Regions from separate parts of the Homo sapiens genome. Here region 1 is linked to region 2. A link is an interaction called in ENCODE POLR2A ChIA-PET data of the cell type or tissue named here. Cell type or tissue: endothelial cell of umbilical vein. All regions are shown on one strand. Region 1 has its middle 100 kb from the start of ANXA5. Region 2 overlaps LOC107986309 (a long non-coding RNA gene).

Region 1 (5,000 bases), 150 kb before region 2:
ATGCTAAGTCCTGTAAAAAGTTATTCTCTAATTAGCCAGGCATGATGGCAGGTGCCTGTAATCCCAGCTACTCGGGAGGCTGAGTTGGGAGAATCTATTGAACCCGGGAGACAGTGGTTGCAGTGAGCTGAGATCACGCCACTGCACTCCAACCTGGGCGGCTGAGGAGACTCCATCTCAAAAAAAAAAAAAAAAATGTTATTCTCTATAAGGTTGATGTGGTGCAAAAGTTATTGAATAAGATTTATTAAACTGTGCTGGCACAATATATCACACAAACACATAATATTGTTTGTATGGTTCAATTCAGACTAAACAATGGTACTAGTTCTCTTCCTTGCAGATGAATGTGAACAGCATCCTGTGAGATTCAGTGTTTTTAAAGCTCCCTGCAATCTGAGAGATGGTTATTTATCACCATAATAAATAATATTTATTTGTGGTTTTGAGGTATTTTATGTAGGCAGGACTATTAATAATGAGTATACTTTATACACCAGGATTTGAAAGGGTATTTATTTCATATCGAGGTAGGTTTCTTTGTGTTATAGGAAAGAAAATAAAATAAATTCCTTGGGTAAGCATTTTCTCCACTATCAATCAGGGTTATCCATTGTCAAAAGGACCTTCTTTTACTAGTTATAGCAGAATATAAATGTATTAGCATGAGTCGTGTGGTTTGCAGAAATCTCTGGCAGGTTTGGACCACCAGAAGATGGCTCAAACCATGCTCTGCTGCTGGGACTCAGATATGGCAGTTCACTATTACCCAGGGCTGGCTTTGGGTATTGCCATTGGGCCTCCTCAAAACAAATGAATGTCTGTCACATCATATTCCCTTGCAGGAGTGAATTTTACACAGCTTCTTCATCTTCCTGTTACTTTTGCCTTGACCAGGTGATGGGCAAGATGCTCATTCCCTGTCTGAGTCCTGTCTGCTAGGGACCAGGGAAAGGTCCTGCTGGCTTTTACCTTGGGGAGGTGAGGCTTTTTATGGCAACAAGTTCCCATACACTGTAAAGATGTGCACAGTTGCTATGCAGCCTCAACGTATAACAAATATCCATTCTACTATATCCTTTGATGAAGGAAGCACAGTCACAGAGATGGGAATATAATTCTTTCTGAATTTCCAGCCTGTTTCATTTGGTCCTCTTTATCTAAATCATTTCTTGAAAGCAGCTCAGGAGTGAGAAACTAATGCGAAAGTGTTGATGGCTTTTGGATGTTGTGATATTGATTGATTTTACCTTCACAATTATGAATTTGTAAAATCAAGTATAGATATACCTAATACACAATAGTCATGAAATAGAATACTTGACTATTGATAAAACAGTGGAATGTAGAGAAGGATCTTTAAAAATTCTTTCCAGATACCAACATGCTTACCCATTTCACCTTTTACAAAGTCCCAAAGGAGTTTGGAAAAAAGTAGGCTGACTTTTTCTCTTTAAACAGATTTTTTTTTTTTTTTTTTGTAAAGAGAGTAAAGGCTTCCAAGGGGAAAGGATCAACTAAACAGGTCCAGTTTATGTGGAATGCTCTCGGAGTGATGGAAATCCCAGAGAAGCGGAAGGTGATGTGGAGAGATGGGAATGAATGGAATTTTCTTCCTTCAGTAAAGTAGGTTTATAGAGAGGTAGTGTTAGTTTTCTCCAGGTTCCAACTGGACAGAAATAAATAAAAAGGTAGTAGGAGGGGATCAGGGTTCCTAGTTGCATGCAACAGAAACCACATCTGGATAGCTTGGGAGAAAAGATATTTGTTGGAAAAATGTTGAATAGCTTATGAATCAAGTTTAGGAAATAGTCAAGAGCTAAGGAAGTCTGTGTAGCTGAGAATATGACCAGATTCATGTCTCAGGAAAGTCTGGTAGAATGTCACTGCTGTTGCTACTGGATACTTGCCACCATTTCCATGGACACTCAATTTCGCAATCCTCTTATGAATGAATAACAGGATACTCCTGTATGTTAACATCATCCCCTCAGGATTCCAAGTATTGTGTGGAAGTTCCTACTGGGAGAGTTGAGGCCACATGCTATTCCAATAGCTGCCAGGGACCTTTCTGGCTTTCCTGGTGAAAGGGGACAACCTATCATCCATCAAGATCTTCAAATAAAGATTCCTTCCCTCCAATAGGAAGCCTGATCGAATACCATGTAACCAAAAGTAATAGCATCAGCCTTGACAAATATCTACCACTTGGGAGTCAACAACCCTCGGTTGTGAGAAAAACGTCATGTACTCAGGCTGCCCACAGTCTTCCTGGGTTCAGGTTGGCTAGAGGTGGAAAAGGGACATCTATATTGAAACCTACCTGAGAGGCATCCTGTCCAGATCAATGTGGGTGGCCAAAATCAGCTGGAATCACAGCTGCTGGAAAGGTGACTGGGAGAAGTGTGAGGAGGTATAGTAGACGAAGAGCAGCCAAAGGTATGGGATACTGAAGCGGCATCTCGCCTGCAGTGAGTTACAGAACATCTCAGTGATGCCCTCAGCCATTAGCAGCACTGCAGCTGGTGAACAGAAAGGGAGAAAGAGGATGCAGGCGTTTCAGAATGATCATGGCTATGGATTTAATTACAATTATTGAATTATACAAACCCACTCAATTATCCTTGACAGGGATAGTGGTCAGACATGTTACCCAGATAGCTTTATTTATTCATTTTTCTTGAAGAAAAATGGCCCTATAATTTTTATAAAAATGACATATGCCATCATTAATAATTCAAACAATATAGAAAAGTCCATGTCAAAAGTCAACTATTGCCCTCTGGAAAAAATAATTAATGTTTGGTGAATAATTTGTGAATATTACTTAGACATCTCTATCCATATATATTGCTAAAACAATAGCTAAAAATATTATTTTTTGAATGAAACCCAACAAATAATATTTGAAAGAGTTACTAAACTTCAGGTATATCTTTCTTCACTCATAAAAATTTGGAGGATAAATTTTAAAATTGATGAGTCATGCAATATGTAAAGTTTAATAAAATTTTACAAGTAAATATGCTTTTTATTGACACTAGACATTATAATAAAGCTTGATGCATTTTTATAAACAAATATACCCATATAACTACAATCCAGATCAAAATTTAGAACATCTCCAGCCTCCCAGTCAGTATTGTGCTCCCACAGGTAACCCACCATTCTGACTTCTAGCACCAAAAATTAGTTTTGCTTGTTTTTGAACTTCAAATAAATGAAATCGTACAGTGCATATTCTTTTGTGTCAGTCTTCTTTTGCGTACCATTAGCATCTCTGAGACCCGTTCACATTGTTGAATATAGCAATAATTCAGTCTTTTTCATTACTGTACACATTCTATTGCATAACATACTACAATTAATTTATTCATCCTACTGCTGATAGACATTTGGATTGTTTCTAGTTTTTGCTTCTTATAGATAAAACTGCTTCTAACATTATTTTATGTTGTTTGGTGCACATATGCACTCATTTTGTTGGGGATATATCTAAGAGTGGAATTGCTGGATTGTAAGGCCTATATACATCCAACTTTAGCAGATACTGCCAAAGAGTTTTAAAAAGTGGCTGCACTGCTGTACATTTCCATTAGCAGTGTGAGTTTTGGCTGTTCCACAACTTTACTAACATATGGTAATTTTGAAAAGGCATCCTGATAAATTTTAGTGTTATCACATTTTGGCTTCATTTCTGTAACCAAAGTTGTTGGACATCTTTTCATATGCTTATTTGTTATTTGGATGCTGTATTTTTTAAAAGTCCCTTTTTGAGCCTTTGGCCCAGTTTTTAAAAATTGGATTGTTTTTCTTCATTTCTTTTTTAAGATTTATGTATTCTGAGTGTAAGTTCTTTGACAGAGTTGAATTCAAATGTCTTTTTCATATAACGTTTTGAAATTTCATCTTCATACAATTTTATAGAAACCTGAGATTTAACTAACCCATTTACGGTTAAAAAAGATAGAGCTAGCAAGGTAAAATGATTTGTCCAGGGTGCTAAAGTAGGTTACAGATAAGAGCCAGGGTTATTTTGTCTCAAAGTTTTTCTTAAATTTTAACACTTTGCTTTTCCTAAGCAACTAAAAGTAAATAATTTAATCAAAATACAAAATTTTCACAATAAAAATCAGCCTCAGGTTTACAGAGCTTTTTCTTTTTTTTTTTTTTTAATTATACTTTAAGTTCTAGGGTACATGTGCACAATGTGCAGGTTTGTTACAGATGTATACATGTGCCATGTTGGTTTGCTGCACCGATTAACTCATCATTTACATTAAGTATTTCTCCTAATGCTATCCCTCCCTCTGCCTCCCACCCCACGACAGGCCCTGGGGTGTGATGTTCTCCTCCCTGTGTCCAAGTATTCTCATTGTTCAGTTCCCACCTATGAGTGAGAACATGTGGTGTTTGGTTTTCTGTCCTTGTGATAGTTTGCTGAGAATGATGGTTTCCAGCTTCATCCATGTTACTGCAAAGGACATGAACTCATCATTTTTCATGGCTGCATAGTATTCCATGGTATATATGTGCCACATTTTCTTAATCCAGTCTATCATCGATGGATATTTGGGTTGGTTCCAAGTCTTTGCTATTGTGAATAGTGCTGCAATAAACATACGTGTGCATGTGTCTTTATAGTAGCATGATTTATAATCCTTTGGGTGTATACCCAGTAATGGGATGGCTGGGTCAAATGGTATTTCTAATTCTAGATCCTTGAGGAATCACTACACTGTCTTCCACAATGGTTGAACTAGTTTACACTCCCGCCAACAGTATAAAATTGTTCCTATTTCTCCACATCCTCTCCAGCATCTGTTGTTTCCTGACTTTTTAATGATTGCCATTCTAACTGGTGTGAGATGGTATCTCATTGTGGTTTTGATTTGCATTTCTCTGATGACCAGTGATGAGGAGCATTTTTTCACGTGTCTGTTGGCTACATAAATGTCTTCTTTTGAGAAGTGTCTGTTCATATCCTTTGCCCACTTTTT
Region 2 (5,000 bases):
TTGCTTTTGGTGTTTTAGACATGAAGTCTTTGCCCATGCCTATGTCCTGAATAGTATTGCCCAGGTTTTCTTCTAGGATTTTTATGGTCCTAGGCCTTACGTTTAAGTCTTTAATACATCTTGAGTTGATTTTTTAATAAGGTGTAAGGAAGGAGTCCAGTTTCAGTTTTCTGCATATGGCTAGCCAGTTTTTCCAACACTATTTATTAAATAGTGAATCTTTTCCCCATTGCTTATTTGTGTCAGGTTTGTCAAAGATCAGATTGTTGTAGATGTGTGGTGTTATTTCTGAGGCCTCTGTTCTGTTCCATTTGTCTATATATCTGTTTTGGTACCAGTACCATGGTGTTTTGGTTACTGTAGCTTTGTAGTATAGTTTGAAGTCTGGTAGCATGATGCCTCTAGCTTTATTCTTATTGCCCAGAAATGTCTTGGCTATGTGGGCCCTTTTTTGGTTCCATATGAAGTTTAAAGTAGTTTTTTCTAATTCTGTGAAGAAAGTCAGTGGTAGCTTGATGGGGATAGCATTGAATCTATAAATTACTTTGGGCAGTATGGCCATTTTCACAATATTGATTCTTCCTATCCATGAGCATGGAACATTTTTCCATTTGTTTGTGTCCTCTCTTATTTCTTTGAGCAGTGGTTTGTAGTTCTCCTTGAAGAGGTCCTTCACATCCCTTGTAGGTTGGATTCTTAGGTATTTTATTCTCTTAGTAGCAATTGTGAATGGGAGTTCACTTGTGATTTGGCTATCTGTCTATTATTGGTGTATAAAAATGCTTGTGATTTTTGCACATTGATTTTGTATCCTGAGGCTTTGCTGAAGTTGCTTATCAGCTTCAGGAGTTTTTGGGCTGAGATGATGGGGTTTTCAAAATATACAGTCATGTCATCTGCAAACAGACTATTTGACTTCCACTCTTCCTATCTGAATTCTCTATTTCTTTCTCTTGACTGATTGTCCTGGCTGGAACTTCCAATACTATGTCGAATAGGAGTAGTGAGAGAGGGCATCCTTGTCTTGTGCCAGTTTTCAAAGGGAATGCTTCCAGTTTTTGCCCATTCAGTATGATATTGGCTGTGGGTTTGTCATAAATAGCTCTGATTATTTTGAGATATATTCCATTGATACCTAATTTATTGAGAGTTTTTAGCATGAAGGGGTGTTGAATTTTATCAAAGGCCTTTTCTGCATCTGTTGAGATAATCATGCGGCTTTTGTCATTGGTTGTGTTTATGTGATGGATTACGTTTATTGATTTGCATATGTTTAACCAGCCATGCATCCCAGGGATGAAGCTGACTTGATCGTGGTTGATAAGCTTTTTGATGTGCTGTTAGACTCGGTTTGCTGGTATTTTACTGAGGATTTTCACATTGATGTTCATCAGGGATATTGGCCTGAAATTTTCTTTTCTTGTTTTGTCTCTGCCAGGTTTTTGTATCAGGATGATTCTGGCTTCATAAAATGAGTTAGGGAGGATTCCCTGTTTTTCTATTGTTTGGAATAGTTTCAGAAGGAATGGTACCAGCTCCTCTTTGTACATCTGGTAGAATTCGGCTGTGAATCTGTCTGGTCCTGGACTTTTTTTGGTTGGTAGGCTATTAATTACTGCCTCAATTTCACAACTTGTTATTGGTTTATTCAGGGACTTCTTCCTGGTTTAGACTTGGGAGGGTGTATGTGTCCAGGAATTTATCCATTTCTTCTAGATTTTCTAGTTTATTCGCATAGAGGTGTTTATAGTATTCTCTGATGGTAGTTTGTATTTATGTGGGATCAGTGGTGATATCCCCTATATCATTTTTATTGCATCTATTTGATTCTTCTCTCTTTTTTATTTATTAGTCTGGCTAGTGGTCTATTTTGCTGATCTTTTCAAAAAACCAGCTTCTGGATTCATTAATTTTTTGAAGGGCTTTTCATGTCTCTATCTCCTTCAGTTCTGCTCTGACATTAGTTATTTCTTGTCTTCTGCTAGATTTTGAATTTGTTTGCTGTTGCTTCTCTAGTTTTTTAAATTTTGACTTTAGGGTGTCAATTTTAGATCTTTCCTGCTTTCTCTTGTGGGCATTTAGTGCTATAAATTTCCCTCTGAACACTGCTTTAATTGTGTCCCAGAGATTCTGGTACATTGTGTCTTTGTTCTCATTGGTTTCAAAGAACATCTTTATTTCTGTCTTCATTTCATTATTTACCCAGTAATATTCAGGAGCAGGTTGTTCAGTTTCCATGTAGTTGTGTGGTTTTGAGTGAGTTTCTTAAGCCTGAGTTCTAATTTGATTGCACTGTGATCTGAGAGAGTGTTTGTTATGATTTCCATTCTTTTGCATTTGCTGAGGAGTGTTTTACTTCCAATTATGTGGTCAATTTTAGAATAAGTATGATGTGGTGCTGAGAAGAATGTATATTCTGTTGATTTGGGGTGGAGAGTTATGTAGATGTCTATTAGGTCTGCTTGGTCCAGAGCTGAGTTCAAATCCTGAATATCCTTGTTAATTTTCTGCCTCATTTATCTGTCTAATATTGACAGTGGGGTGTTAAAGTCTCCCATTATTATTGTGTGGAAGACTAAATCTCTTTGTAGGTCTCTACGAACTTGCTTTATGAATCTGGGTGCTTCTGTATTGGGTGCATATACGTTTAAGATAGTTAGCCCTTCTTTCTGCATTGATCCCTTTACCATTATGTAATGCCTTTCTTTGTCTCTTTTGATCTTTGTTGATACAAAGTCTGTTTTATTCTTTGTTGATATTTTAAGTCTGTTTTATCAGAGATTAGGACTGCAACTCCTGCTTCCAGAGGAAAGATCAGGCAGCAACCTTTGCTGTTCTGCAGCCTCCGCTGGTGATACCCAGGCAAACAGGGTTGGGAGTGGAGCTCCAGCAAACTCCAGCAGACTGGCAGCAGAGGGCCTGACTGTCAGAAGGAAAACTAACAAACAGAAAGGAATAGCACGTCGATTCAAAGACCCTGTCTGAAGGTCACTAACATCAAAGACCAAAGATAGACAAATCCATGAAGATGAGGAGAAAGCAGCACAAAAAGGCTGAAAATTCCAAAAACCAGAATGCCTCTTCTCCTGGAAAGGATCACAACTCCTCACCAGCAATGAGTTTGAAGATGGAGAATGAGTTTGACGAATTGTCAGAAGAAGGCTTCAGAAGATGGGTAATAACAATCTCCTCCGAGCTAAAGGAACATGTTCTAACCCAATGCAAGGAAGCTAAGAACCTTGAAAAAATGTTAGATGAATTGCTAACTAGAATAACCAGTGTAGAAAAGAACATAAATGACCTGGTGGAGCAGAAAGACACAGCAAGAGAACTTTGTGAAGCATACACAAGTTTTAATAGCCAAATCAATCAAGCAGAAGAAAGGATATCAGTGATTGAATATCAACTTAATGAAATAAAGAGAGAAGAGAAAATTAGAGAAAAAAGAATAAAAAGGAACAAAGCCTCCAAGAAATATGGGACTATGTGAAAAGACCAAATCTACATTTGATTGGTGTACCTGAATGTGACGAGGAGAATGAAACCACAAAGGGAAGCCCATCAGACTAACAGCAGATCTCTCTGCAGAAACCCTACAAGCCAGAAGAGAGTGGGGGCCAATATTCAACATTCTTAAAGAATTTTCAAGCCAGAATCTCATATGCATCCAAACTAAGCTTTATAAGCAAAGGAGAAATAAAATCCTTTACAGACAAGCAAATGCTGAGGGATTTTGTTACCACCAGGCCTGCCTTACAAGAGCTCCTGAAGGAAGCAGTAAAAATGGAAAGGAACAACCGGTACCAGCCACTGCAAAAACATACCAAATTGTAAAGAACATTGACACTATGAAGAAACTGCATCAACAACCATCTAGCATCATAATGACAGGATCAAATTCACACATAACAATATTAACCTGTAATGTAAATAGGCTAAATGCCCCAATTAAAAGACACAGAATGGCAAATTGGATAAAGGGTCAAGACCCATCGGTGTGCTGTATTTAGGAGACCCATCTCACGTGCAAAGACACACATAGGCTCAAAATAAAGGGATGGAGGAAAATTTAACAAACAAATGGAAAGCAAAAATTATTGCTGTTTTTAGTGTAACAAATAAACTAAACTGAGGAACAAAAGGTTTCTTTAAAAATATCTTCACTTTAACTTTTTAAATATTTTTCACATCTTTGAGTGATGCATACTAATTAATCAGAAGAAAATAATGAGCTTTTCATCAAAGTATATAAAACTGAACTAATAATGTGCTAGCTATTCCCCTTTGGCTTTTAGTCTCAATTGAGATTAATTGTTCCTGCAAAAATTCAGGGAAAGGGGGTTTTGATTGACTTCGTTTTAGTATTTTGTCTTTGGATTCTCAAATATACTGAACCATTAATCAGAATATTATCAAGCCTGGGTCTCCTACATGAGAAAATAAGAAATTATGTAGACACAGTAGTTAAATTCTCCCCACTAAGCAGAAGAAACAATTGAATTTAATTTCTGATTGCTCTTGTAATATTTCCCACAGCTCCAAGAACACTGGAAATACAATGGAGCTTTGATGAATAAATCTTTTAGGAATGAGATTCATTTACCAAAGAGGTTTTTAAAAAATAGTTCAATTTAAAATTAATACATCATTTAAAGCAAAGTTGTGGTCAAATTCCTGTGTAGGGTCTAGTAGATGCTCCCAGCTGAAGGTTTCCAAATTTAAGCTAGATAAAATCGTAATTTTCAAATTTTATCTTCTATTTGTACATTTTGTTCTTTGTCTCATAAGGAAAAAAAATGTGTTTTCTATTTTCTGTATTTTTCTATGGCAAAATATGAAATATTTTGATATCATTAATGAAAATACTGGACTTTATTTCCCCTTTGGACCCTTACATTCTGTACAATCTGTATTGGATATCTATAAGCAGATAGAAAACTGGTGACTCAGGCAAGATTCTTTGAATCACATTTGTACAGTTAGAGGTAAATTCCTGAGAG

The links. Peaks named below come from ENCODE experiments on the same cell type or tissue, not always from the same donor. Only the 100,000 strongest peaks of a DNase experiment are listed, where the experiment ranks them.
Region 1: POLR2A ChIA-PET joins it to region 2 with 8 read pairs; 3 of 35 experiments call an interaction of 5 or more read pairs at or near these places.

Annotation. Positions count from the first base shown.
Region 1 is chr4:121,591,936-121,596,935 of GRCh38, reverse strand. No RefSeq gene overlaps it. Among named protein-coding and RNA genes, the nearest start is that of ANXA5, 100 kb to the left of the region's middle. In endothelial cell of umbilical vein, no CTCF peak of the experiment used is centred here; a DNase peak (open chromatin) is centred at 1,915.
Region 2 is chr4:121,440,212-121,445,211 of GRCh38, reverse strand. The region is part of intron 1 of LOC107986309 (a long non-coding RNA gene); the gene reads right to left. Among named protein-coding and RNA genes, the nearest start is that of QRFPR, 62 kb to the right of the region's middle. In endothelial cell of umbilical vein, no CTCF peak of the experiment used is centred here; no DNase peak of the experiment used is centred here.